Linked DNA regions of Mus musculus: regions 2 and 3 are each linked to region 1. A link is a loop called in an ENCODE intact Hi-C map of the cell type or tissue named here. Cell type or tissue: left cerebral cortex. All regions are shown on one strand.

Region 1 (8,000 bases):
TCTCTCTCTCTCTCTCTCTCTCTCTCTCTCTCTCTCTCACACACACACACACACACACACACACACACACACACCCCTAAATCAGGTGGATGGCTGAGTCATTTAAGAAAGGAGCTGGAGGAGCACGCATTCTTTCTGGTAATAATCGTGCTAACTTGGAAAGCAAGCTATCGACGGGCTTAAAAGACAAAGAAATCTCCTCAGAAGAGCTTTCCAGTGATATGCCAGTTATACACCAAGAACAGTAACTTCCTTCTTCAATTATGATTTATTTTCATTTTATGTGCATTGGTGTTTTGCCTGCATTTGTATCTGTATGCCAGCTTCTGATCCCTTGGAATGGGAATTATAGACAGTTGTGAACTGCCATGTGTGTGCTGGGAATTGAACCAGGCCATCTTAACTGTGGAGCCATCTCTTCCAGCCCCCCCCCCCTTTTTTTTTTTGAGACAGGGATTCTCTGTGTAGCCCTGGCTGTCCGGCAACTCGCTCTGTAGACCAAGCTGGCCTTGAACTCAAGAGATCTGCCTGCCTCTGCCTCCCAAGTGCTGGAATTAAAGGCTGGACTCTTTTCTTTCTTCTTGTAGTGCTGAGAATCCAACCCAGAGCCTTGTACATGCTAAACAAGTACTATCACACAGTTACACTTAAGTATTTAATAACTGAGAGTGGTATGTATGTATGTGGTAGTCATTAGAGCTAGCCATGAACATCCTGATTCTTCTAGCCAAAAGTTGGACTGCAATCCCTCCCTCCACTTGGAAGGTGAGCGCGGCAGCTGTGACAAGGGCTGTAAGTTGACTATGGTAACTCCATTTTGGTACCACAGATGAATTTTTGTCTTGCTAAGTAAAGTGTCAGTAACTGTAAGGGAGAATTTAAGGAAAATAGTTCTGGGGAGAAAAATAACTCAAGGCTGAGGGCTCTTTGAAAGGTTGCTTGCCCTTGCTTATTTTTGTTAACCGAGCATTTTGGCTTTTGTGATTATGTACTCCGCTTTCAGCAGCAGGAAGGGAACCTTGGGCCTTCCCTTCCAGCTTCTGTAACTAGCATCTTGCAGTTAGGAGAAAAGAATTTTGGGGGCTTTCCAGACAGGGTGTGTGTGTGTGTGTGTGTGTGTGTGTGTGTGTGTGTGTGTGTGTAAAAGACTTGGGGCTACACTTGGGGTTCTGGTTGGAATAAAGACTTGAATTGGCTCTTAGACTGTGTCTGAGTGGTCTTCTCTGGGGGAGACTAGCTTGGCCCAATAAAAATAGAAGATGCACGTCAACTCTAGGTATTTCCAAACCCCTCTTTATGATACCATCTCCTTTCTGGTTTGTCTCAATGGTTGGCAGTGTTCAGTTCTGCTGTATAAGGCTTAGGCGTACCATTGGTATTTGGCTCAAAGACTTCAAGCTGTTGGCTTTTCAGAAACTAGATTTTAACCACTGAGCCATCTCCCCAGCCCCATCTTTTGTTGGTTTTTTTGTTCGTTTGTTTTGTTTTTTGAGACTTTTGTTATGTTTTAAGATAACACAGTAGCTACCTCGACACCATGCCGGGCAAGTAGACCATTTTTAACAGATAAAAATGAGTACAAATGCAGGGTGGTGGTGGCTCACACCTTTAATCCCAGCACTTGGGAGGCAGAGGCAGGCAGATTTCTGAGTTAGAGGCCAGCCTGGTCTACAAAGTGAATTCCAGGACAGCCAGGGCTATACAGAGAAACCCTGTTTCGAAAAACCAAAAAAAAAAAAAAAAAAAAAAAGGTACAATTTTTTAAAAATTGCAGTGCCTATACATTTCCCCCTTAACACTGAGTCTCCATACCCACCAGGCCACTATATCTAAAAGATCACTTTGATCTTTAACCAAAAAATTTCTCAAACCTCCTAATCTGTTGGCCACTTCTTGTCCTGGTCCAAATGTCTTCCATTTGATTGACATAATACATTGAGCACTGCTCCTGTCTCACCCATGCTGTAGCCCTTATCTGATGCTCTTTCAAACCTGCTAAGCTCTGACCAGCCGGCTATGTGCATTCAGTATCTTCTCTAGTTGATTGTAGCTTTCGGCTTGGAAGTCTCCTCAGGTTGATTGACTCTAACTACCCAGACCAGCACAGACAGTGCAACTGCCAAGGCTTCCTATATAATTTAAAGGTTGCTACTACATTGGATCAATTTTGGGCATAGACTAGGTTCCAGGAGGTCAGAGACAATGTCTTTTTAGGGCAGTCACTTTATATTGTTTCTTCTAAACTATCCTCAATGATTAAGTGTCCTGCTTGCACATGTATTATATGTAATACTGTGTATGCCTAGTGCCCATGGAGTTCAGAAAAGATTGTTCTAGCCACTGCTAGCTGGAAGTAGGATGGTTATTGAGACACCATGTGAAAGCTGAGAACCAAACCTTGATCCACTGCAGGAGCAAGTACTTTTAACTGCTGAGCTATCTTTCCATCCTCAGATACTTTAATACTTTTTAAAACCATTAATATAGTTTCAACATTTTCTTTGAGCTCTTTCCATTTTATAATTCATTACTGATTTATAATCTCGCTAACATTGATAGCAGCAATATAAGCAATTTTAAAATTCCTTCGTAGCTAGCTACCTTAAATATTGTCATTTTAATATATAGTGTTAGGTCCAAAGCTCCCCCCCCCCCCCCAAAGGGCAGTGCTTGTGGCATTGTCTGAAACTCTGGGTTTCTATTTATCAGGAGTCTCATTTAAGCCACCAGGAGCCTCTCTTAATCGACTGCCCTAAAGGTCAACTACCTCAGGTAAAGGCATCTAGGTCCTGGTCAATCCAGTTTATATCAGCAGCTCAAAGATCCCACTGTTAACACAGTAAAAATGGCTTGTTCTCCCCCATTTTGCTCTTCTGTCCCCCAACTCCTGACAGATAGCCTTGGCAGTCTGACCCCCAGCAAACCTTCCGTTCTACTTGTGAACTGGTCTGCTTCAGTGGTTTCACCTCACCCTCTCTTATAGTTGAAATTTAAAATTGTTTAATACTTTTTTTTAAATAGGGTCTTATTATGTAGCATAGCTTAGGATGGTCTTAAATTCACAATCCTCCTGCTTTGGTCTTCCTGATACTGGTTCAAAATCCTAATTGTGTCAATTTAGTATATAAGGTTTTTTTTTTTTTTTTTTGTCCTGGAACTTACTTTGCAGACCAGGCTGGCCTAGAACTCAGAAATCTGCCTGCCTCTGCCTCCCGAGTGCTGGGATTAAAGGCGTGTGCCACCACGCCGGGCAGGTGTTTTGTTATTTGTATAAAACCTGTTTATTACAAACCAAACCTATGGAATGCTTCTAAAGTAATTTTCTGATGTAGATCCCTGTTCTAGGAATGTTGGGTTTAATACCCACATAATAATTTCTAAAAATAGCCTGGAAGGATATATAATGTTAGAAATTTCCCCCGAGGTCACTGTTTTAAGGTCATACCTTAGAAAATGGATAAACCCCTGAGACTGTTGTTGCCTGGGGGTGGATAGGGGAGGGGCTTTCTCTAGATCTGGTCTCTATGGTATAAATCCATGGTGATCCTCCTGTCTCAGCTGCCTAAGAACAGGGTTACAGATGTGACCCTAAGTTTTTGTCTTAAAATTTTATTTCTTGTATGTATGGGTGTTATGTACAGGCATGTCTGGGTGCCACATTTGTACCTGAGCCAAAGGAGGCTATATGTGGGCTTTAGATTCCTTGGAACTGGAGTTATATACAGAGTTGCCATGTAGGTGCTGGGAATTAAACCAGGACCTCTGGAAGAGTAGTCAGTACCCTTAACCACTGAGCTGTCTCTCCAGCCTCCCCGCCCCCATTTTCATAGTCTATACTTACAAAACCTTTGTAAGTTTTTGTTTTTTATCAATCATCTGTGTATCCATGTGGATGTGCGCTATGTTCACAGAGGCCAGAAAGAGGCGCTTGATTCCTGGGTACTGAGGTGAGTGTGAGCCGACTATTCTGTGTGCTGGGAATCACACTCCTGTTCCTACTATAACCTTCAGCAATAACTAAAGCTCTTAACTTCAGAGTCATCTCTCTAGCCTATTTTGGTTATTGAGAACAGCCCAGGATGGCCTTGAACTCGCCAAGAATGACCTTGAACTCTTGATCCTCCTGCCCCTACTTCCTATATCCACACTCAACTTCAGACTTTTTGAAAACCACATCATGTAATGGGAAGTTACTGTACATTGATTTAAAGGAGTTAGAAGATATGACCACTAGATGGCACTGTTGTTGCTGTCCTTAAAAAAACTGTTATAAAGGATCAAAGACTTGAAGCTAGTAAGACAGAAATCATCACATATCAATAAAGAGTCATGACTTTGTTTTCAGTACACAGAATTTTAATGTGAAAGTAAATAAAACATACAAATATACAGTAAAGCTAACGGCAAAGCAATCTGGAAGCTTAAGGCAAGTTTTAATGGAGATGAATCTTTAAAAAATGATGCAATGATGTCATTTTAAATACAGATTATGAAAAATATGAAATTGCATCAATAACTTAATTTTCAAAGCCTGCACTACCGAAGAAAAGGAGTTTATGATCTTAACGCCAGCATTAAGACAGACAGAAGCAGTGCAGAACCAGTAAGGAACATTTGCTATTTACAGAGGGACGGCCACATTAACACCATGTGATCTTACTGACTGCCGGACTGGAAGCTCTTGGCGAGAAGCAACAGAGAAAATGTACCACCGAGATGTTATTTTAAAAAAGAAAGGATCACTTTAAAAAGGTAACTCCCGAGAGGCATCAGGGCACTGAGAGTGTAAACATGTGAGCTGTACAACACCAAATACCAAGCAAATTCATTCATAGTGCTCAGTAACACAAGGTCAGCATCAGCTTCTGTAACACATTATTGTTTATAATAATTCAAACACAATCCTTATCATGCACGACTTCAAATATATAACAAATATTTTTATTTTGAGATACAGGGTACTTGTTTATGAATTATAAGACCTATATACAATGAAAGACACACTTCCACAATCAAGTATCTTTATATGCTTTTTAAATGCAATGACCTTATTCAGACTTTTCTGAATTGACCATGTCAGTTTTTAAAATTTTCTAAAATAATGCCATTTTATGATAAAATACATTTTTGCAAAAATTCAGAAATGTAGTAACATTTAATGAATACGACCACGGAAAGTATTGTAAGCATGTGCCAATGACTTAGCACTTTTTCCAGTTTTATATTTAAAAAATTGCAATTTGACACTAAGCCTGTTTTAAAAATATCGTTACATTGATTCATCTCAAAAGGCACTATTAATAGTCCTTTTGTAAAATACCATCATCTATATCTGTGAATGTTTTGCCCGGAATCAATGGGAGAAATGCATCTTCTGCCCAGATGAACATTTTCTAAGACTCATCTTCATCACCCAATTTTGTTTCTACAAAAGCATGCAATACAAAATACAAAATACACATGAAAGCAGCTATCTTAAACATTATTTTAACACAATTTACCTGTGTAGCTGATTTATCACTGCCTCCAGTTTAATATGCTGTTACATACAACAAGTTCCAGTATCCTTTTTCTGACTGATTAAAAAAAAAATCCCTGAATAAAACAGAAGCCAGTCTGTGGCTTCTTTGGGCATTTCTGTAGAGCATTCTCACCTGTGAAGAGCATCTCTACCCAAACTCATGATTACAAGATATACCTTGAAACAGGGTCTGAGACAAAATTTAATACTAATGTGAATTTTTGTCTAAAGGGGATAGGGTGACTATCAGCATTTGAAAGGATACTGTGGCTTTAACAACTGTAAACGTTTGTTTTAGGAGGCTGTGGCAGACAGCTCTATTCTAGGTTTATAGCTGGAAAAAATAACTGCAAACACATCTTCATTTGTAAAATGGTGCAGAATACAAAAACACGAAATGATGTAGAGAAAACAAACAAAAACCAAGAACCCTTATCTAAGGAGGAAAGCTGTATAACCAACTCGTCTGAAAGTATAAAAGAATGTTAAGCAACCCTGATACAAATTTTAATTTCTTATCTTGTTTCTAAATGACATGAGCTTTTAAGTTAAAATGAAGAAAGTATATACTTTCGATACAACTAAAATAATGCCAACAAGATAAGCTTGCATAGAAAAAAATTTCAAATTATTACTGGCTACATATTTTAAAAATTAGAAATGCAGGCATTATAGTGCAAAACCATGGCAGTGGGTGACGTCTTCACTGCCTCAGGCCATGAAACCAACTGCAGTCCCTCCAGTTGTCACAGTTTCTGGTCGCCCAATGAGTTATTTATACCAACTAGAAGCAGTGTGTGTAGAGATGGGGCACATAAGCTGTGCTCCACTTAACGAAGTTTGAGATCATCACCGCCACCTAAGTTAGAACCAGGACTAGGGTCTTGCTGTCTTCTTGCCTGCAATGACAAAAATCGAAATAAAGTCATGAATGTGGTTTGAAAACTTAAATGACAGACATACAAGATATTAAGACACAGTGTCATACAAAAAATGTTCATAATGAAAAACTTTTCAACCAATATATATATATATATTTTGGTTTGTTTTTTATTTTGGTTTTTCGAGACAGAGTTTCTCTGTAGCCCTGGCTGTCCTGGAACTCACTCTGTAGACCAGGCTGGCCTCGAACTCAGAAATCCGCCTGCCTCTGCCTCCCAAGTGCTGGGATTAAAGGCGTGCGCCACCACTGCCCGGCCTCAACCAATATTTTAACAGGCAAGACATACAACTATATATGATATTTTGTAATACTCAATAGTAATCATTTCATATTCAAAAGGATACTATGCACACATACTACAGATAAAAGAAAACTCTATCGTTTTATTTTTAGAACTAGAACTGTTTTCTTGTTTTGTTTTAGATTTACTTATTTGATGTATGTGAGTACACTGTAGTGTCTTCAGACACACCAGAAGAGGGCGTCAGATCCCATTACAGATGGCTGTGAGCCACCCTGTGGTTGCTGGGAACAGAACTCAGGACCTCTGGAATAGTGGAAGAGCAGGCAGTACCCTTACCCACTGAGCCGTCTCTGCAGCCTAGAATTAGAGGTTTCACTTTACTACACCAATGATCAATCATCTTAGAAGCAACCTTTTCTTTTCGTAGCAGCTCACATTTACTTAAGCAACAGCTAAATGCTAGGCATTGTCTTCAAGTACTCTCCATGAATGAACATAGGTTCAACATCTTAAAAAGGTACTATTTTTTATTTTCCATTTTATAAAGAAATTGAATGGCTGGGCTGATGGTACATGCCTTTAATCTTAGCAGTCAGAAAAGGCAAGGGCATCTTTGTAGGTTCAAGGCCAGCCTGATCTACACAGTGGTTTTGAGAACAGCCATGGCTGTTACACAGAGAAACCCTTTCTCAAAAACAAAACAAAAAGAAATTGAGTCACAGAAATATTAATATGTATTATTTACTAATTAGCTGAAAAATATGACAATAAACTTAATCTTCGCTCAATGAATTTTAACTAGAAAGCGCAAGAAATAAAATCCAAAGCTGGGCAGTTGTAGCATACACCTTTAATTACAGCATTTGGGAGGCAGAAGTAGGCAGATCTCTAAGTTGAAGGCTAGCCTGGCCTAAAGAGCATGTTCCTGAACAGCCAAGGATTAAAGAGAAACACTGTCTTGAAAAACCAAAGAAAAAAAAGGAATTAAATCCAGAATATTAGTTTTATAATTTAAAATAGTACACACCTTTAAGTATCTTTTTAAACAGTACTTAACAATTAAGTAAAAGTAATTACAAACACTGAGCATTTCAAGGTTGACTGAAGAATGCATACCCTATTTAAATTACCACTTAATAGCTAACATCTATCAAGTAAAATATCATGTATGGCAATGTAAAAAATATATAATATAGAGCCCTTTTGGTCCATGCACAACTTTAAAAGTAAAGATTTATTTTTTATTATATTTAACAGTGTGTGTGTTGTACATGCAGGAGCCTATGGAAGCC
Region 2 (8,000 bases), 270 kb after region 1:
CTATTAAACAGACTAAGCAGGTTATATTTAGAAATATGTGTGTGTATACATATATGCATGTAACAACAATCAATGACAAAAGAGGCTATGAATTTGAGAGAGCAAGAAGGGATATATGAGAAGGCTTGGTGGGAGAAAAACAAAGGGAGAAATGATGTACTTATATTATAACCTCAAAATTAAAAGAAAAGAAAAAAAGTAGACCCTTAGGATTTTCTTCTAGTCGCCCTCAACACCTCCTCTAACACAGGATTCCTCTCTACAATCTCATATCAAGGTAAGGGTCACTGGCTCTGTGGAGGCTGAGAGGCGTCCAGATTTCCAGGGAGGTCTCCAGTTGAGTGGGGGCAACCTTTGTGAGACTGGAACTTTGAGACGTCTTGGATTCTCTGTGGAAATGATTAACTGCCGGTGGTGCTGTTCACCCCCTCTCCTTGTACGATTTATTTAGAATCACATGGGAAGAGAGTCTCAAGGACAGACTGTCTAATATGTTGGCCTGTGGGGATTATCTTGCTTACATAAACCAAAGTAGGAATACTTGTTTATGGTGGGTGTCACCATTCCCTAGCAAGGGACTTCTGAACTGAGTGAGTAGTCAGAGTGAGCAGACTATCAGCAAGCAATCATGCATTCTTTGCTCTCTTTCCCCAATTACAAACGTGATGTGACCAGCTTTCCTTACTGTGACCTCTGCTAAATACTCCCCCTCCCCCATGATGGTTGTAACCTGGAACTGTGACATGTCTTCCTTCCCTAAGCTGCTTTTGTCAGGGTACATTTATTACAGCAACAGCAAATGAAAGTCAGGTATCTGGATATTTGGGTGCTGTTTCTACAATGGGGCTGTAGGAATGGATGGACAATGCTGTACTGTAGGGAATAAGAAATCCTTCATCCCATGTCCCGACTCTCAGGGAATCTCTTTTTCCTATATATTCTCCAGTGGAAGCTTTCATCCATGTTCCTTGGACAATGGCATTTAATCTTCTGGGTTGCCACGGTGACTCTGCAGGATACTCATTACTGCTGCCCTCCCAAGGGACTTGTAGTGCATGACACCAGACTCTGGGCCCCTTCACTTGACGTAATCTGATTCTGGGATGACTTTAGATATGTTTTCCACTGTAGCACTGGGAGCTAACTCCCTTTATGTACCAAGCTCTAACCCAGTAGTCTGACATAGTTGTTCCATTCTAATCCTTAGCATATGCATCAGAAAAATGCATGGAAGATGTCCCTCATCACAGGCAGAGAACTGCTCTGTAGCCAAGAGGGAGGAGACACTTCCGCATGGCCTAGATGTTGGAACATATTTTCACCCCAGTACCAGAAACCCTCTGGGTCCAGAACTTACATGGCCGGCTGTGAGGTCCCATCTCTCACACCACTCCATGGCTCAGGGGCCTCAGGAGGTGCAAAGCGCAGTGGTCCTACAGGAGGCTTGGCAAAGGGGATCCCCAGGAAGTTATGGGCTCCAGCTTTGATGTCTGTCAAGTGGACAAACTTGCCTCGGACCTGTCCAGTATGTGTGTTTCTGATGGGGCTGGCCTCTGATGAGTCAAGACCTGTTGGCGAGATATCATCCGGGTTAGTTTTCTGGAATCACTTGCCTGGGTAAGTCGTGGAATTTCCCATTTTGTTATTATCAGAGCTCACAGGAAGGGAAGCCAGGGTTCCTCAATTCAGCTGTAACAGCTCCCCTATGCCCCAGGCCCAGGAACCTTTCCTAGTACCCCTTTGAAGGGTGTCACAGCATTTCTCTGGCCAAAGAGGTCACACACTCAGAGCCATTTGGCAGCCCGGAGGTGTTATTGTTATGATTACCCAAAGTTAGGAACAGTCACAGCCACACATAGATGTGGGAAATGCCCCTTTTGCTCTTCTCCTGACCTTCAGGTCCAGCTCCTTGGAGCCCTTTACACTGGGCTGGATCCTCAGCAGGCAGTAGTCTTCGACAGCTCTGACCCCCAGTGTGCTATGGCGCCCACTCTATGAATTTTAGTGGGTGCATTGGGTGGCTCACATTCCTCATGCTTTCATCTGTCACCTGGATGAACTCCTCCCTCCATGGTGCCTTCTTCCCACAAGCTCAGCCTCTGACTGACCTGGGCTGCTCTGACCCTGCTCCCCACCACCCCACTTAGGGAGTCTCACCCTTCACATGGAGGAGGAGAACCAGGAGCCCACAGGCCGCAGCATCCAGCCATCCAGGAAGTCTGTGCACTGGCATGATCGGCTCCCAGGCCTGAATCTGTTCCTCAAGAACTGAAAGCAGAATATATAGGCCTTGCCCAGACAGGACCAAAAGGAATGTAGGTGGGACAGTCCGTGGGGTGGGGCAAAGTTTTTTTCTTCCTGACAACTAAACGCAGAAATGACAGGAGACAATCAGTGACCAGCTGTAGGAAAAACACACCTCTGCAGTTTCTGCTCCTTGGCCTCTTGGGGAGGCACAGATGGCTTCTGTGCTCTGCAGTTCTTCTGAGATATCAGGAGCTCTGTCTTCAAACCCAGATCCACCATGACCACTGTTCTTGTGCTCACTGGCAGAGGTCAGTGCTGTTGCAGAGGTCAGGGGACAAAACGCTGTAACAGGAGAAATCGGGGGGTGGGGGGCTTCTCTGAGTAGGCAAATATGGAAGATGCTATAAATGGATAGAAGCTCAATGGCTGGAGCTCAGAACACCATGACCATTACAGTGATCTTAGGACTTCCATGGACTGCTCCCAGAAATCCTGGCTATGTCATTGAAACACTGGAATGTTGGCACTTCTTAGTCACATTCATTCCATCTCTATACTGTGTCTCCTCTGGTAGCTAGCTCCTGCACAGATCAACACACAGTCCTTTATTTACTTGGGAAACACTTTTTAAACCATTTTCTTATTGTTTGTTTGTTCATTTAATTATTTACTTATTGTGTGTGTGTGTGTGTGTGTGTGTGTGTGTGTATGTGTGTATGTAGGTGCGTGAGTACTCACATGCCATGACATGAACGTGAAGGTCACAAGGTAAGTTCTGGGAGTCAGTTCTCTCATTCCATCATGTTGACGTGGGGGATCCAACTCAGATCTTCAGGCTTTGTTGAAAGTCTCTTTACCCATGTAGGCACCTGGCCACCCATCACCTCCACTTGACAACAAGTGACATTTCATGGCTCCAGTAGTGATGAGAGTCTGGGCTCTCAGAGCCTATGAAGAAGCTGGAGACACAGGCTTCTAAACAGTTTCAGAATCTTAGAGAACCCTGGTGACTACAGGATGACTACATCCGTGACTACAGGATGAAGAGTTCCCACCTAGCTTGGTTTGATTTCCAGGAGGAAGTGGTGCAGAGATCCATACCAGACAGCCTTGAGTTCCCTCTGAGAACTGATTTTGGCTCTCACTTTCCCATCCCCAACAGTTTAGGGATTCACAGTTGGGAGTGGCAGGACTTCTTTCTTTGGTTCTTTTCTGGCTCCTCTGACATGAAACAGTCATGGCTTCCCCTGCCTCCTTCCAATCTGCAAGTCCTGCTTTTGATTCAATATTATCCTTACAATGCACTCTTGTTCAATCTGTGGTTTCAGCCCTTCTTGCCAAATGCTTTTCCTTCTTCAGTTCTATAACCAAATGAAATGCTTGCTCATGGGGTCCTGAGAAGTCCCCAGTTTCTCTAAGATCGAGGTCAAGGAACCAATTTTTTTATGCCTCCTGGGACATCCTGGTACTTCTTATTCCCAAACCATTTTAACTCAGCTTAGAAAAATCCATATGCACTGCCTCTTACAGTACCGCCATTCAGAGGCCCAGTGTTAATGATGGTTAAGACCATAGTAAAGATATGGAATAAAGATGGCATTGGAGGGAAGCAGAATTGAGAAGTGAGCAAGAAATAAAGAGAGAGGGGGGGGGAGGGAGAGGGAGAGGGAGAGGGAGAAGGAGAGAGAGAAACAGAGTCTCAAAAATTCATCATAACACATGCAATGATACATCATCCATACCCATTCAGTTGAATCAGAGGTAATTCCCATTGGGCCAAGTGCTGGCTAGGATTAGGAGCCATGTATCTATCTCCTCATACATGGCTGGAGAAGATGTGAAATGATATAGTCACTATAGGAAACAGTTTGACAGTTTCTTTAGAAGTTAAACACACCTATTCTATCTACTCCCAAGTCTTTAACCCAAAGAAAAGAAGGCAGCAATCACACACACACACACACACACACACACACACACACACACACACACACACACACACTAAAACAGATTGAAAAAGTTCATAAAAGACTCCTAGTCCATGATAGAACCTCCAGGGCTCTGATGTTTCCAAATTATATGCAACTGCCAAACTTTAGCATTAGAAAGTTGTTGCCTAGGAGCAGAGACTAAGTAATGATTTACATAGGATCTGAAGAAAACTTTTTTCCCATAAAAGAAGTAGTCTTATAGCTCCTATTTTTAGGCAAAATGTGTCCATCTATGCTGGAAAATGGGCAAATTTGGTAGCATAGAAATCATTAAACAAAAAAATTAAAAAATAGTATAGCTACTGAAATTCTAAAGGCCATTTTGTGAAGTGTCTGTATGTCCACAGAAATGGGGACCTCACAGATGCATGTGTGCAGCAGGAGCTCAGTAACCCCGCAAGTTCCCAGGACAAGTATTAGCCTCAGTTCTTCTGCACTCAAAGGAAGGGTTCTTCTCTGCTCAGCTACTGAGCCAAGGCTAAAGGATATTTTCAATTCTTTTCTGTCCCCTGGTGTTCAGAGAGAGGAATACAAAAACCATCACTTGGACGATGGTGTACTGTGGTTAGTCTTCAACAAAGTGAATTGAAAAAGGAGGACTTTTCCAACCTAAGAAAATTGTACCCCAGTGGGGCAAGGTGGGCACAGGTAGAGATATAAGGCAGTGCCAGGGTCTAGAGAATGAAGGAACCAACCTCTTTATGATGGAAGGAAAAAGCTTTGGAAGAACCCAGGGGTTAATGGAATACATTTTTGTAACCTTTGCAAAGAGACATAAAGCATGAGAGTTTAGGGACAACACTAAGGTAAGAATAAAAAAGAAATCACAGGAGATAAAATAGTTGTCATGCCAGAAGGACCCAGGAGGGCTCCTGGGACATATGTGCCCCTCCACATGTGGACTTGCTCAGAGGTCAAACAGGGATCTCTGTTATGGGATGTTTCTGGACCTTCTGATACCACACCCCACTTCTAGGACACACCTGACAGACACATAGTTTCCAGATGTCCTAAGCATGCAAATGTGAATATCATAGCATTTCCTGACTGCGATAATGAGAACAAACTTTAGCAGACAGGAACACAGACACAGATAGAGACACAAGACTTACAGACAGATTGATGGACACACACACACACACACACACACACACACACACACACACACATTTCAGCTCTGCTAATGAAGATTTCTAGACCCACTTCTCTTTGAAAAAAAAATTGTGCCACTCAACACTTGGGAAAGGTACAGATGAATTGATTATCTTGAATGCCAAGTTGCATTATATGTTGAAACCCAATCTATAATGTAGTAAAATTAAGAGTTGGAGCTGTTAGGAAGATATCAAATCATGAGCACCATTGTTTATCTCTTATATTTTATGAGAACATAAGGTAAAATCTTCAGTCCAGAGAGCTATCCTTGTTACACAGCAGGTCTACTGTCATCTTGGCTCTAGGACTTCTTTGTCTTTAAAACTGAACGTATTTCATCTGTTTATAAGCTATATAGTATATGACACACACACATATAAAATATACATATACGTGTGGTATATATCTTATCCCATATGACATATATACTCATTTACATATATAATATGTACTATTGAGATGCAGTGCCCATGTAACAAGGGGGTTACTCTTGAAATACTGAGAACATGCAATCCTCCTGTCTCTGTCTCGTAACTGGGACAAAAGCATCAGCCACAGCATCTAATGTGCAGTTTGTGATGATTTTATTATAATCACTGTATTAGGCAGGGGTCCCTAGACTAACAAGACTGATGGAGTACACATGTGCTATAGAAGGGGATTTACTAGAATAGCCTTGTATTTAAGGGGCTGGGTACTCTAACAATGGCCACAGGAAGCCTGAAGACCGTAAGAACCCCAGTTTCTGCTCAGTTTACCAATCTCAATGCTTTCACAGTTGCAATCTGGTATGGAAGGCCTGGAAGCTTCCTAGTGAGTTGCTGGTCTTCATCTCATAATAATGGCTGAAGGCAGCAGCAACAACAGAGATGGACACATTAAAAAAAGTAAGCAAGCTTGAAACATTGGTTTTTAAATATCTCCTTATATGTAGGACACAGTCAAAAGGTGGCATATACTCTGGGGGAGGTTTTCTTTCCATTGGGAATTTTCCTGGAAGTGTCCTTTGAGACCCACCCAGAGGTGAGTTTCTTAGTTGATCTTATCAAATCGACAACCAAGATTAAACATTACCTCAGCTTACAGGTAGTGAAAGATGAGATTAATACAATTTTATTGGCCAGTGTAAGTATGAGAAAACTTGGGACTCACTGAGGAGTAGGCATGGAAATTATACACACAGCCACCATGTCAACAACCTACAAAGTAGCTGTTCTATTTGAGAAATTCTAGGCCTCGGAGAAGAGGAGAAAAGGATAGGATAGGATGAAGATAAAGTCGAGGAGAGAGGAAGGTCACAGATTTAGTGGGGTGTAGAGAAAATCTGGCATCCACTGGGGCTCCTTTCTATCTCTTCAGAGTGTTGGGCACCACAGGCTGATCCCCTTTGTGCTCAGTACAAAATCTGACATAACTTGCTATAGTTACATGTGGCTGTCCTCAGCCACCTTCAGCTCCAGGATGTTCTAGGGCAGGGGCTGAGTCCAGAACACCATCCATCAGGCTTCCAGAGTATGGTAGATATCCAACTGTAGGCATTGTACATCATGGCCAAACAAGGACCAACGAGGTAGCCATTTCTTTGGGGATTCCTGTAACTATAGACTTCCAGTAGTGTAAGGCACTGGGCATTTTGAATTTTACTGAGCCAAAGACTCATTTCCTGATTCGGGTCAAGATAGTGGCTAGAGCATGCTAAGGGGAGAGAGGTTCAGAGGTGCAAGTGTCCGGATGTAAGGAACTCTGCTCTGTGTGGCAGAGCCATGTGAACTGTTTTGTCCTTTCTTTTACAGACAAAATAACATCCCTGCCAGGTTGTGGGGAGACAACCAGTGACTGGTACCCACAAGATATTCCTGTCTGAGTGGGCTCTGGCATTGTAAAGGAGGCTCCTATTGGTGAAGAATCCATGCATATTGATGAGGTCACCACAGGTAAGGGGAGCCCTGGATAGGAATTCCCTGACTAGGGAGGTTGAGGGGGTCCACTCATATATGTCATGTAAACTTGGTCTGGTACACCCTCCTCCTGCTAAGCAGCTTCTCCTCAGTGAGGTAGATTGCAGACAGGAGGGGAACCAGGGTCTTGGTCCTGACCACAGCGTGCAGCTGCCAGCTCATGCGCTACACTTGCCATTCCTACTTAGCCTGACCCTAGGCCCAGCATATGTCCACCCCACACCTGCCAGGATCCAGGCTAAACCTTCCTTATCCTGCCCTGACTGGTCCCAGCCTCTAATGGAAGCTCTCCTGGGCTCATTACTACCCAGAATGCCTTCCTTACCTCTATCATAGGGAAAAAGTCATGACTTTCAAATACCTTTCTTGGAATAGTGACACACCTGTTATCCCAGGCCTCTAGACAGAAGGCACTCATGGCCTTGGGTTGTGTAGGGCTATGCTAGGTTGTATAGGGCTACCACTCCAACATACCCTTTCTCAAAAATCCACACAAAAACAAAGAACAAAACAAAAAGCCTAAAAAACAAAAACAAAACAAAATAAAAAACACAAACAAACCAAACAAAAAAACCCTACAAACAAACCTATAAATTAATGAATGACATAAGATGTCCCCCCTCTGCCCCTATTTGTGTCACTATGGTCA
Region 3 (8,000 bases), 460 kb after region 1:
AGATTCTGGGTGTTTGAACTTATGTCCTCAGGCTTGCACTCCAAGCACTTTTAAAAATCAATGAAGCAGCTACCAAGCACATGCTTACTTCTTTTGCCAATGATAGAAGCTTCAACGACTAGTTTGCTGGTCAGATAGCGTAGTCACTCAGTATGAAGTAGAGGTGAGTAGATACTAACCGCTGAGTTTCTCTGAAATGATTGGCAAGAAACTACCTTCCATGGTCCTTGATTTTCCCAATGAACAGAACACCAAAGTACCAGAATATAAAGACTGAGCGGCAGTGTTGGAGCACTTACAGTGGAGACCATCTCAGAGGTGTTGGAGATAAGGTAAGGCAGCAGGGCCACCCCACTCTCTATGATGGCACCATGGAAGAGCCCTTGGGACATGGGGGACACAACAAGTGAAGACACACTTGTGCCACCTGCAGACTCGCCAAAAATTGTAACCCGGTCACGGTTGCCACCAAAGTGGGCGATATTCTGCTGGACCCAGCGTAGGGCAGCCACTTGGTCCAGGTATCCCCAATTGCCTCTGGCATGCTGGTCCCCAGTGCTGAGAAGTGGAAGGGACATGGATCAAAGGACTGTCTAGGTTGTGATCAGCAAATCATTTCCCAACCCAGCCCCAGACTTACCTGAAGAAACCCAGGACACCCAGGCGGTACTGGATAGTGACCACCACCACATCCTCAGTGGCTGCCAGCACGGATCCATCATACATGGAAGCCATGCCTGCAACCAGTCCACCACCGTGGATCCACACCATCACCTGGAGAAGTCAAGAGAGATGCCAGGAGGCTCCTAGCCTGCCCAAGCTCTCTAGTCTGCTTACTAGAATATCAACTGCTGTGCTTCTGTGCAGCTACAGAAATACATAAAAATCATCAGGACTTCAGGGCCTTGGGCACAGCCTGGGCCTCTAGTAGCTTCTAGTCCCAATTCTCACCATGTGTTGCACTTTGAATTAATACTTCTATGTATAGAGTGATGTCATCATTACTCAGAGTCTTCACAGTAGAACAAAGGGGGGTGTATCCATGGATATTTCTCCAGATTAAAAATGAAAAGGATCCTCAACCATCATTGTCACAACAGATCATCCAAAAGTATACGTTTGGGTGACCTCCGTGTTGAGGTCTTGAGCCCCTAAGTGATTCTGCAGATCAGGAGTTGTAGAATGGGTTCTGGTTTTATCAAGAGCTAGAGCCTTTGATGGTTTGGTGGTCTAGTGCTCTTTGTCCCGTACCCAGGTTTCAACTGCCTTCTTTGACCCAAGTAAAGTAAGAGGTCCATCAGGTTCATCAGGTTCTGCAATGGAACTCAGGTTGCTTTTGTCCCTTCTAATCTTCTTGAAAAAATGCCCTCTCCCCACTCTGACCATATCTTGACACTCACAGGCAGGCTAGAGCCCTCCTGGGCATGGGCTGGTGTGTAGATGTTGATTGAGATACAGGCAGTCCTCGGACATAGAGAAGGGAAACAGGTTCAGTTTCATCTCCTTCAGGCCCTCTGGATACAGTAGTTCAAGATTTTGCAGACACCTAATGAAAAGAGCAGACAGACATTCCAAGACATGAATGGTGATCCAAACCCCATGTGAGTCTGCAGATTTTTATCTCAGCCACATTCAGCTGCTTCTCCTCATGGTGCCTGTGAACACATATCCTCTCTCTAAGTCCTTTCCACCCAATGAAAAAGCCGCAGGGCCTGTGAAAGCTGTGTCGGGGCCAGATTATTAGGGAGACTGCCAGTCGTGTGGACCCTGGGTTATCTTTCTGAGTCTGGGATAGAGAAACATCTAGATGTCAATATGGAAATGAATGGCTGTCTGTACTGACATTCATGGGATTGTATTAGAATAAAAAAGTGAGCTAAGCATTAGCAGGCAAGCAAGCATTTTCTAGTCTCTGTTCCTGGGTATGTCTGTGATGTGAGCAGTTCCTGTAGTTTTGATTCTCTGTGCTTACCAAAGGGTGGATTGTAATCTGGAGCCTCTAATAGTGGCTTTCTCCCCTATCTTGCTTTTATCAGTACTTTGTTACAGCAACAGAAAACAAATTAAGGTTGAAATATTGGAGTGTTGGACTCATACAGCTACCAGAGGATTCAGTGGACAATGCTGCCTTAAAGGGTAGTGAGTAGTCCTTCATCGCAAGTGCAGACTCTCAGGGAACTTCTTTTGCCTGAAGTGTCTCCAGTGGGAATTAATTATATACACGTGTTTCCTGGTTAATGGCACTTGGCCCAATAGGTTGTCATAGTGACCATGAGAGTGGGGTTAGCACGGATTGATCATTGTTGCACTCCTCAGTTACCTGAAGTTTATTCTTCTGGATTCAGGGATGACCAATGCCTAATAGGTCACATTAACTCATGCCTGGAGATCCCTCCTACTGAGACACAGACACCAGGCTTAATTTTAATCTGTGAACAATTTTATCTTTGTTCTTCTCAACAGAGCCTGCAGTTCAATATCATCCTGGGTAGAGTGGGCAGACCTTGGAAACTGCTACCAACAGGGAGGCACCTGCCACATAAACCCTGGGCAGCATGCCTGTATCTGCCATGCTGCATATGCAGGAGGTTCTGTGAGACAGCTCAGAATGAGAGTGCTTTCAGACCTTGCCACACTGCGGTTTGTGCCAGGATGGAACAACGGCTACTCCTGCTTCTGTGTGCCTGGATACCAAGGAAGGCATTGTGACTGGAACATGGATAAATATGTTTCTTACCCCTGTGTGATTGGTGCTGTATGCCTCAATATATAGGAAGATACGCATGTGTCTGTCCTCAATAGTATTTTGGTATAAACTGAGTTGGAAATTCCTGACTGTGGATCCCAGCCATTTCTATATGGAGCCACAAGTCAGGATGCTCTTGGGGCTCACATCTGTGACTATGCACCTGGATTCCTTGGAGATCACTGTGAATCCAACTTTGAATGTGCCGCTCAATCATATCTGCATGGAGATCTATGTATGGATAGTGGAAACAACACAGTGTCTGCAGAAGTACTGGATTCACAGGGACACATTGTGAGACCTTGATGCCTCCCTCCCTCTGTGTTGGCCAAAGCCTTGTCACAATAAAACAACCCGTTAAGACACTGTTGACATCTATATTCATCACTTCTGGCCTGGATACACAGATGTCCTTTGTGAGACAGACATAAATGAAACTAGTAGCAACCCCTGCCAATTTAGGGGGGAATGGTCTGAGCTGTTCTCAAAAGATCTATTCAGACATATTGCAGGCCTGCCTTCCTCCTTGGGGCTGCAGGCTATGTTTGTTTCTGTCAACTTGGATTCACAGACAGAAGCCTAGAATAACTGTCCTCTGGAAGGCTTCACCCAGCAGCTGATCAAAACAGATGCATAGACCCACAGCAAACATTAGCTGGAGCTTGAGAAGTCTTGTAGAAGAGTTGGGGGAAGAATTGAAGAATTCAGAGAGGATAGGGACTCCACAAGAAGACCAACAGTGTGAACTAACCTGGAGTTTTGGGCACTCTCAGAGATTAAACCACCAACCAAAGAGCATACAAAGGCTGGACCTAGGTCCCCTGCACATTTGTAGCAGATGTACAGCTTGGTCTTCATGTGGGTCCCCCAAAATGAAAGCAGGGCCTTACCCTGACTTCATTGCCTGTGTCTGGATCCTACTCCCCTCTCCCCTAACTGGGCCAGTTTGTCTGGCCTCAGTGGGAAAGGATACACATAGTCCCGCAGTGGCACGAGGTGCCAGCATGGGTTGCTTCATTGTAAGGGACCTCCCCCTTCTTCGAGGTGAAGAGGAACTACATAAGGGGGCGCTGGGAAGAGAGGGGGAACTGGAATCCAATGTAATATGAAAAAATAAATTAATGGAAAAAATAGTACCTGCATCTAGCTCCCTATGAGTGCCAAGTTCTGATTCAGAAGCCTGGCCTAGTTGTTCTACTCAACCTTAGCACAGCACCAGAAAAACCCATGGGGCACTCATCCCCAAAGAGAGAAAACTGCTGTGTCACTGAGATGGATGAGACCCTTCAGCATGGCCCAGAACCCAGAACACAGTCTGCCTGAAACCCTCTGGGACCCATAACTTACATGGCCGGATGTGCAGTTCCATCTCTCACACCACTCCATGGTTCAGGGGCCTCAGGAGGTGCAAAGCGCAGTGGTCCTACAGGAGGCTTGGCAAAGGGGATTCCCAGGAAGGCGTGGACACCAGATTTAGTGTCCTTCACTTGGACGAGCCTGCCTCGGACCTGGCCAGTGTGTGTGTTTCTGATGGGGTTGGCCTCTGGTGAGTTGTGACCTGGTGGAGAGATGCCATCTGGGTTAGTTTTCTGTAATCAGATGCCAGCAGATTGTGAGATTCCCATCTCATTGTTACCAGAGCACAGGAGAAAGGAACCCAAGCTCCCCCACCCCAGGCCCCAAGTGCCCGCTCAGTTTACCTGTGGGGTATGAATGTGGGAGTTACCCTATCTCTCAGGACCAGAAACCTTTCCTATTACCCCTTTGAAGGGTCCCAGAGCATTTCTCTGGTTAAAGAGGTCACAGACTCAGAGCCCTTTGGCCACATGAATTCATGATTATTAGCACTGTTATCCAAAGCTCAGTAGTAGTTACAGTCATAGCCAGACACTGAGGAGGGAAAAATACCTGCACATTTTTTCCTTGAATTCCCTGCTATTCTCTCCAGAGCTCCTAATACTAAACTGTCTCTTCACTATAGAGTGATCTTAGATGTCTCTGGCCCTCTAGATCCACAAAATGTGTGTGTTTTTGTTGAAGAATTGGTAGGCACATTTCTCATACTTTTATCCTCAAGCTGTGGGACATGACCATTGGAAAACACATATTTCCATGCTCATAGGAATTGAGAAACCACTCAAAAGCAACATTACAGTTAGGAAGTTGTAATGAAAATAAACGCATGTCCAGGTGATTCTAATACCATCAGAAATATGGTGTTTCAATGGTCATGACCCACAGGTTGAGAACCTCGATGCCTCATTTTCATCAGCCCTACCTTCCATGCCTTCCCTCCCAGAGGACCTCAGCTCCAACAAGCAGAACTTGGCAGCTCTGACTCCAGTCATTGCCCCATGCCTGTTTAGTGAGCCTCACCCTGCACGTGGATGTGGAGAAGCAGGAGCCCAAAAAGCACAGCATCCAGCCAGCTAGGCAGTTGGTTCCGTGGCATGGCCAGCTCTCCTGTTCTGAGTCTGTGCTGCTAGGAGGACCACATTTCACAAACAGGAAGCAGACTGTGTAAGTCTTGCTCAGGCTGGTATTTAAACCAAAATATGTAGGTGGGGGAACCTGTGGTCGATCAAAGTTCTCCTTGTAGGAGACGTGATTAGGGAAAAGTGATAGGCGCCAACGGCCAGGAGTCAGGGCAAAGTCACCTCTGCTGTTTCTGCTCTTTCTTTGTCCCTATGGAAAGGCACATCATGAATTCTGGAACTCATCTGGGATACCAGAAACCCTGTCCCCTCACCTGAGCAGAGAGCTGTAACAAGAGAAGCCAAATGGCTTCTATGAGAAGGTTACAGTAAGATGTCACAGGAGAGATGGGCAAATGCATGCACTTTGAGTGTGGCCTGCATCCTTAAAACATCTGAGCTTTGAAGACTCAGTTTACTGAGCCTGCTTCCAGGGTCCCTGGACCCTACAATCATTTTAGGATCTGCATGGACCCTCTCCCCATTAGGTCACCCTTGTTTCAGCAAGACACACTGACATTCTGGTGCTTTTAGAGTCCCCAGCCCCTGTTCTCTCCACTGTTATGATGTGTCTCCTCTAGTGGCCAGCTCCTGCCAAGATCAACTTCACACTCACTCAGCCAATTAACAAATCACTGTGTTTGCCTTTACTTTGCTCCTGGGCATATGCGTGTGTGGGTGCTCCCAGGCCATCTATGGCTCATATATGGAGGTGAAAGGAGAATTCGTGTTAAGTCCATCTTCTCCTTCCATCGTGCCAATCTCAAGGTGGAACTCAGCTCATCATAATTGGAGGAATGTTCTCTTACCACACCCAGATCAATCTCATTCTTATCCATATGACCAGTATTTAATGGGGCCTTAATAGCTCCAACACTGGGGTCAATCTATGATAAAGCTGATATACAAATCTAAAAATAGAAGTTTCAGAATTACAAAGAACCCCGACAGGATGTATCAAAGAATGAAGAATCAGGAGTCCATACCCAGTCCAGCCTGATCCTTGTAGGAAGTGTTGTGGCTATCAGACAGCCTTTAGTAGCACTGCAAATTGACCTTGGCTCCTAATTATAGTTGCTATCATAATTATCCAAATAATAATCCAGAGCCTGCAGTATGGCACTACAGAACTTCTTCTTTGTCTCTCTGGCTGCTTCCCTGACAAAACCCAGCACGGTTTTTCCTGGTTTCTCCAATCAACAGAGGCTTCTTTAATTGAATTTCACCTTCCAATGCACTCTTGTCCTGTCTGTCGTCCTAGCCTTTTATGGTAGCTGTTCTCTCTACACCAAGTTCCCTGACCAAAGAGTTGCTAGACCATGAGGGCTGAGAAGTTTCAAGTTCCTCCAATCTGAGGATGGAGAAGCCAGATCCCAATGGATGCTGGGTGTCCCTGTGCTTCTTAATCCCAGACATTTCTGTAGCTCAGCTTGGGAAATCCCTGTGTGCTCTGCTCCTCAATGCACCATCACTCAGAGGCCCCGTGTTGGTGATGGCCATGGCCACAGCGAAAATGTGAAATGAAGAAGATACTCAGGTTCTGCTCTGTGGAAAGAGGGGGTGAGTATGGAGAGCATGAGAGATAAACAGAGATGTAAGAGACAGAGTGAGAAATGGACACACACAGGTACACACATACACATACATGCACACCAGAGAGAGAGAGAGAGAGAGAGAGAGAGAGAGAGAGAGAGAGAATGTAGATGTTCAGCTCCATGAAAATCCATTAATAACATACTTCTATATGCCCATTCAGTATAATCACATTTAAGATCCATAGATCCAAGTGTTGGCAAAGACATACGGAAACACTAGCACTCTCATACATGGCTAGAGGAGATACAAAATGTTAGAGTCATTATAGATGTCAGTTTGACAGTCTCTTTAAAAGTGAAACATATCTATCCTGTGGCTGAGTAATTCGACCTCAGATCCTCAATTCAAGGAATTGAAGACACCAATCAGAAAGATTCATACTTTTAAAAGTTCGTAAGAGCTCAGTTAAAAACAGTCACAATAAGGTCAGCTAGATGTGCATCAACTGAGGAGTGGCTAAAATGTGTTGTATGAATATGTGGAATTATACTGTCAACCAAATGACATAGCTGACTCTCAAAGGGGTTTTATTTAGTAACAGGACCAGTCACAAAGAATTCCTTTACCATGATAAGACAGATGGAGCTCTGATGTTTTCAAATTGTATGCAGTTTCCAAACTATAGCATCTGAAAGCAGTTGTTCTGGAACAGAGACCACACAGTGATTGACATAGAGAATAATAGTGAAAGAAATAGTCTCATACTTAAGTGTAGGTGGTAGGAAAGTTCATATTTTTATGCAAAATTTACTTATCTATGCTGGTAAATGAGCAAATTTGGATACATAGAAATCATTAGACGACAAAGCTTAAAGGAAGAGCTCTTCTCTGCCCAGCTGCTGAACCAAGGCTAAAGGATCATTCCCTTGTATTTAGAATGTGCACTATAAGAATCATCTCACCCATAAGGTGTGCTATAAATTTAGTGTCTTCCCTCACACTCTCTGGGCTTCCAGGCCCTGTCTAGGCAGATGTTTGTCTCTTCTTAGCTCCCTCTCTGGAGGAATAGCTGGCTATGGAACTGAAAGCTTCCCTCCCCAGCTCTTCCAAGCTTAACAAGATCAAAGTAGCTTCTTTATGTGATCTGCATAGCCTGGTTTGTCCTCTTACTCTTAGGCTGCTGTATAACATGACTTGAGGGAAAGTCCCAAGTGCTCTGTCACCCACTGCACCATCATTCAAAG

The links. Hi-C counts contacts between places; a loop is a spot of excess contacts. Peaks named below come from ENCODE experiments on the same cell type or tissue, not always from the same donor. Only the 100,000 strongest peaks of a DNase experiment are listed, where the experiment ranks them.
Region 2: it touches region 1 in a loop (3-fold over the local background); 6 of 42 quality-filtered maps call a loop at or near these places.
Region 3: it touches region 1 in a loop (2.2-fold over the local background); 3 of 42 quality-filtered maps call a loop at or near these places.

The regions. Positions count from the first base shown.
Region 1 is chr8:105,214,324-105,222,323 of GRCm38, reverse strand. Cbfb (core binding factor beta) reads right to left here. Exons shown (of 6, transcript NM_001161458.1): 6 at 4,335-6,420. The coding sequence ends at 6,398. Among named protein-coding and RNA genes, the nearest start is that of D230025D16Rik, 6.9 kb to the left of the region's middle. In left cerebral cortex, CTCF peaks have their summits at 4,234 (motif pointing right) and 7,977 (motif pointing right); DNase peaks (open chromatin) are centred at 4,228 and 4,624.
Region 2 is chr8:104,941,612-104,949,611 of GRCm38, reverse strand. It overlaps Ces2f (carboxylesterase 2F), which reads right to left and starts at 2,256. Exons shown (of 13, transcript NM_001079865.2): 1 at 2,158-2,256; 2 at 1,358-1,568. The coding sequence starts at 2,233. In left cerebral cortex, a CTCF peak has its summit at 4,754; no DNase peak of the experiment used is centred here.
Region 3 is chr8:104,752,976-104,760,975 of GRCm38, reverse strand. It overlaps the pseudogene Gm6831 and the pseudogene Gm18475. Among named protein-coding and RNA genes, the nearest start is that of Ces2a, 23 kb to the right of the region's middle. In left cerebral cortex, no CTCF peak of the experiment used is centred here; DNase peaks (open chromatin) are centred at 2,559 and 3,238.